Linked DNA regions of Homo sapiens: region 2 is linked to region 1. Evidence: read pairs that join two places in POLR2A ChIA-PET (ENCODE). Cell type or tissue: MCF 10A. All regions are shown on one strand. Region 1 overlaps MICAL2 (microtubule associated monooxygenase, calponin and LIM domain containing 2). Region 2 overlaps MICAL2 (microtubule associated monooxygenase, calponin and LIM domain containing 2).

The links. ChIA-PET counts read pairs that join two places held together with the same protein. Peaks named below come from ENCODE experiments on the same cell type or tissue, not always from the same donor. Only the 100,000 strongest peaks of a DNase experiment are listed, where the experiment ranks them.
Region 2: POLR2A ChIA-PET joins it to region 1 with 5 read pairs; 3 of 35 experiments call an interaction of 5 or more read pairs at or near these places.

What each region holds. Positions count from the first base shown.
Region 1 is chr11:12,193,902-12,196,401 of GRCh38, reverse strand. The region is part of intron 3 of MICAL2 (microtubule associated monooxygenase, calponin and LIM domain containing 2); the gene reads right to left. Among named protein-coding and RNA genes, the nearest start is that of MIR6124, 31 kb to the right of the region's middle. In MCF 10A, no CTCF peak of the experiment used is centred here; no DNase peak of the experiment used is centred here.
Region 2 is chr11:12,248,757-12,251,256 of GRCh38, reverse strand. It overlaps MICAL2 (microtubule associated monooxygenase, calponin and LIM domain containing 2), which reads right to left. Exons shown (of 28, transcript NM_001282663.2): 22 at 2,011-2,073. Among named protein-coding and RNA genes, the nearest start is that of MIR6124, 86 kb to the right of the region's middle. In MCF 10A, no CTCF peak of the experiment used is centred here; a DNase peak (open chromatin) is centred at 1,446.

The DNA of each region.
Region 1 (2,500 bases):
ACGGAATCCAGCCAACTGTGCACTGACATTTCTATCTGCTTCAATACGCATTACTCACATAACAGATCTACAACTGAACTCTTATTCCCTCCCTGCAAAAACCTGCTTCTCCCCCATCAACATGGTCTTGGTAAGTGCTACCTACTTTTCTACTTGCTTAGACCAAAAATCTGGAATCAGTCTTGGTTCTTCTCCTCTTACCTCACAACCAATCCACCAATAAATCTTGTTTACTATCTTCAGAACAGATATAGAATCCAATCAATTTTCACCGGCTCACACGCTGCCTCCTTATCCAAGTCATGGCCATCTCTCCTTTGAACTGATATCAGGGCTCCTATCTGGTCTCCCAGCTTCCACCCTTGTCACTTTGCAGTCTGTCCCCATACAGCAACCAGAGCAGTCCTCCTCAAGTCAGATCATGTCACTCACTCGTAGCTCACATCGTTTCATGTCTGCCTGTGGCACTCAGAAGTCAGAATCACAGGATGTGGCTAGGCCTTAGGACCCTATATGATCTCAACCTACAGTTTCCCTTTTGTCCTCAGCTCCCACCACCCCCTCCTCTCACACTCCAGCTGTACTAGCTTCACTGAGCCCACACATGGGCTTTTCACTCGCTTTGTCTTCTGTCTAGAACACTCTTCCTCTAAAAATATATATATTGCTATTTTCTAATACAAAAAAAAAAAAAAAGAAATCTATTGCAGAAAATACACGGGCCTAGTTTTATTTTTCTTCATATTCAACTCTAGTTTTCCAAATAGCATTTTAAACATTTGTAAATATTTCCAGCATCTACTTTTATATTTTCCCATTGTAATTTTTTTGTTTTTAATCTAGTAGCTTTACAACATTTTTTGGCAACATTTCATTATAATACTTTTCAGATATATAGAGAAGCTGCAAGACATCCAAATACTCCCCACCTAGATTCTATGATTAGATTTTGTTCTCCTTGCTTTAGCATGTATCTATTCACATCCGTCTATCCTTCTACTCACTAGTCAATTTATCTTATTTTGTGGTGCATTTCAATTAAATAGCAGAATCAATACATTTCCTCCCAAATATTTCAGCATGTATCTCATTGACTAGAGTTCAATATTTGCTCAAGGTTTTGTTTTGGTTTTGTTTGGTTTTTAGAGACAGGGTCTTGCTCTGTAGCCCAGGCTGGAGTACAGTGCCACAATCACGGCTCACTGCAGCCTCGAACTCCTGGGCCCTAGTGATCCTCCCACCTCAACCTCCCTAGTAGCTGGGACTATAGATACACACCACCACACCTGGCTAATTACAAAAAAATGTTGTAGAGAGAGGGTCTCCCTATGTTGCCTAGGCTGGTGGGCCCTCAAGCGATCATCCTGCCTCAGCCTCCCAAAGTGCTGCTGGGATTATAGACATGAGCCACTGTGTCTGGCCCAGGTTTAAGGTAAAATGTATATAAAATGAAATCCACATACTCTTTTTTCCTACTGCCTGTATAACTGCAGAAAGGTGCACATATCTTAAACATATCATTTGATGTGAAAAATTACAATATATTTTCTTTTTATAGCCTCGGTTTTCTCCCTGTGAATGGTCATTCTTCTAACTGACCCTGTAAATTCTTGTCCCTTGGGCTCTGGTGCTGGTACCCTGGTGTTTTCTTTTAATAGCACAGAGCTCCTAGTCGAGGGGTAAGGCCTGGATCTGGCCAGCGATCTTCTTCTGGAGAACAAAAGACACAGGGTCTTCCAAGACCCAAAAAGGGGTGTCAGATAAATCTCACATTTCTTTAGGAGAAAGAGGGGAGGCTTCTGAGATGGGCTGAGTCAACATATATTCAAAGCTAAAAAATGTAGGGCCAGTTGTAACCTACATGTGGGGAAAAAGGCAGAGCTAAAATATATAAATAATATAACATCCGGAAATAGAGCAGTTCATTTCTGCCATTTTCTCTTTTTTAGTTGCTTAGTAACTGTTAAAGCCTATCAGTTCAGTCATGTAGGGGTCCCCGCACTGCAATAATAATAGCTAACACTCTTTACTACATGCCAGGCCTGTTATAAGGCTGTATTCACAACAACGAACATCCATCATCCATGTCTTACAGCTGTAGCTATTCAGTGGTGAAGCTAGGATTCAAATCCCGGTATCTGGTTCAGAGACCATGATTTTAACCATTGCACCATAGAGATGACAGCAGATAGTGAGGGAGAGGACAATGGCATCCACCACCTAGACTTTCCTAGCCCAGAGAACTCCAGGCAGGACTGCAAGCAGTGCTGTCAATCTACCCAATGACAAACATTTCCACTCAGCAGGTGCCATGGCCGGGGGCCACTTGAGGTCAGTAAAGGTGTCTATTAAGTGTCTTCCATATTATTGCCAGACCTGCTTGAAGTATATTCACTCATTTAACCCTTGCAGGAACTCCTAAGAAAATGGCATTGCTGCTCACATTTTGCAGTTGAGGAATTGAGGTCCAGAGGCAAAATGATGTAACATAGCCAGCATG
Region 2 (2,500 bases), 55 kb before region 1:
AACTCACTGTGGCTTAGCTCACTGCTCCTCAAACTATCTGTGGCTAATGACAGGTTTTTTCTTTTTAAACATTTAATCCATTATGGCCTGTTATTTCCAGATACAATGAAAATAAACTAGAAATATGATCACACACTTGAATGTGTGGCAATATCAAATGGTTCTACAAGTTTCCAACACTTACTCTCTCTCACTTGCTATAATCATGGGATTACAGCCCAGTCCCTGCCTGTGGCCCACACTTTGAGTAGCACTGCTCAGGTTCTCACGATCCTGAGAAATAAATGCTCAACTCATGGAGAAATCCTAGATAAGTCACCCTGGTGTGGACCTCAGGGTTAGAGCCAGTCCAGTGGTTCCTACCAAACAGAAGCATGCATTGATGGCAAGACACCACACTCCTGGGGAGGCTGGTCAAGAGAAGAGCTTATAATTAGGCTGGGAACAATTCATCTAAATGCAAAGTTGGACAATCTGATGATCTGGTCAAAGATGATCATGTTCCAGCCTCTAGTTTTTTTAAGAACTAGTAATTTCAAAGTCCCATGGGACTGCTTTTGCAACCCTTTAAATATCTCTCAATATTCTTGTAATTTTCAAGAATTTAGGTGCTTTTCATTACCTTTTCCTGCCTTTTGAATTCTAATTATTTTTCAGCAAATTAATTAGAACATTTCAGGAGGGCAATCATCTCACATTACACGAGGTTAACCTCACATACGCCATTTCCCTTCTGTGAGCCTCAACTTCTTCATCTGTAAAATGGAGAGACTTCCACCAACCTTGCAGGGCTGAGGAAAAGACTCCTGAAAGAACCTGGGCCATGCAGGAGGCACGCGGCAGATAGTGAGTCCAAAGCACGGCCATTGGGATAAATGCTTGAGGGAATGGATACCCCATTCTCTGTGATGTGCTTATTTCACATTGCATGCCTGTATTCAAACATCTCATGTACCCCATGCATATATACACCTACTACGTACCCACAAAAATTAAAACAAAGCACGGCCGTTTGTGCAGCTTTGCATTTCCATGTTCTGGGACTTCTCTCTTGTCTTAAATCACTTTCCTCTGCACAAGAGTGGCATGGCCCACACAGGACGAGCTCCCTGCCTCCTCTCCCCAGAGCCAATCTAGATAGAAACACGGCGACGCAGCTGTTGTCACACGCACCCATGCCAGAGGCTGCAGACGATGGCTAGACCTCTACAAAGAGGCATTTTCCAAGTGATCCTGTGACCCCACGCAGAATGATGGTCCCCGCCTAGATATCAGAGCGTTCCTCACACTGCACCGAGCTGGCCCATCTCTTCCTCAGTTTGCACTCCCTGAGTGACCTGTCTTATTCACCTCGACATTCCTGGCACAAGGCAGAAACTGCGAATGCAGGAAAAAGCAGGCTCCAGGCCCTGTTTGTGTGAGAACAATGGAAACGTTCCTCCCTGTGCCTGGAACTGAGCCAAGATTACCAGGTGTCCCGGCTACACTTCTCCGCTGAGTTTGGCCACCTGTGGCCACACAGCCTGCCAGGAGCATCGAGCAAGCCCACGTGGGTAAGGCAGCAGTGAGAGCAGAATGTGCAGGGCCTCAGAAGAGAGGGCTCACAGGAAGGGGAGCTTTTGACACGTAGGGCTAGAGGTGGTCTGTTGGATCCACTTGGGCAAGGACATCCTCACTGAGGAGTCCCTGTATGAGAAGACATCAGAGGACAGCCTGTTGGATCTGATTCCTCGGCCATATGCCCAGGGCTGGGGGTAGGAGGGCAGGCAAAGAACTGAAATCACTGTGTTCAAGGGTGTCTGGAAATTACAAGTTCAGAGCTGAGACGCAGGCAGGCCTTAGGGGCTGTGAGCTCCCAGTACAAGCACATGTCTGCCCACCTTCGTCCCCTGGTGCCAGGCACTGTACTGCTGCTGATCATATGCGCTTAACTCCCAGAGCCCTGCAGGTGGGTCTGATAATCCCCCTTTGCAGGTGAGGCAGCTGAAGTTCAGGGAGGCTCTAACTCACCTGAGGATGCACTGTTCTCAAATGGCTGGGATGAAAATGGAACCCTGAAGGTGACTTCTTTTCCTTTAGAAAGAGAGGGATCAACATGCATTTTAGGTAAATAAGCTTTCTTTCCGAATTCTCTTCCACTGGGGAAAGAGAAGCTTTACAGGATACTTCAGGCATTTTGCATAGGTTAGGACATTGCAGTATTCCAGTTACCCTCAAGAGTAGTTGCTGTCCTCTCCACTTTATAGGTTAAGAAACTAATGCTCAGAGAGGTTCACAAACTTGTCCAAGGCCACACAGTGAGTAATTGGTGCTCTGAACTGAAGTCTGATTTGAAACTCATATCCTTCTTCCACACCAGCACTACGCAAATTAAAATCCCCCAAGCTGGGATGCACACAGGAGACCTCCAAAAGGTTGCCTAGCTCTATTCCCAGGATAGAAGGAGGAACAGTGAGGTTGGAGGCAGCCTTGAGACCTGTCCCTGAGATTTATCCTCCTA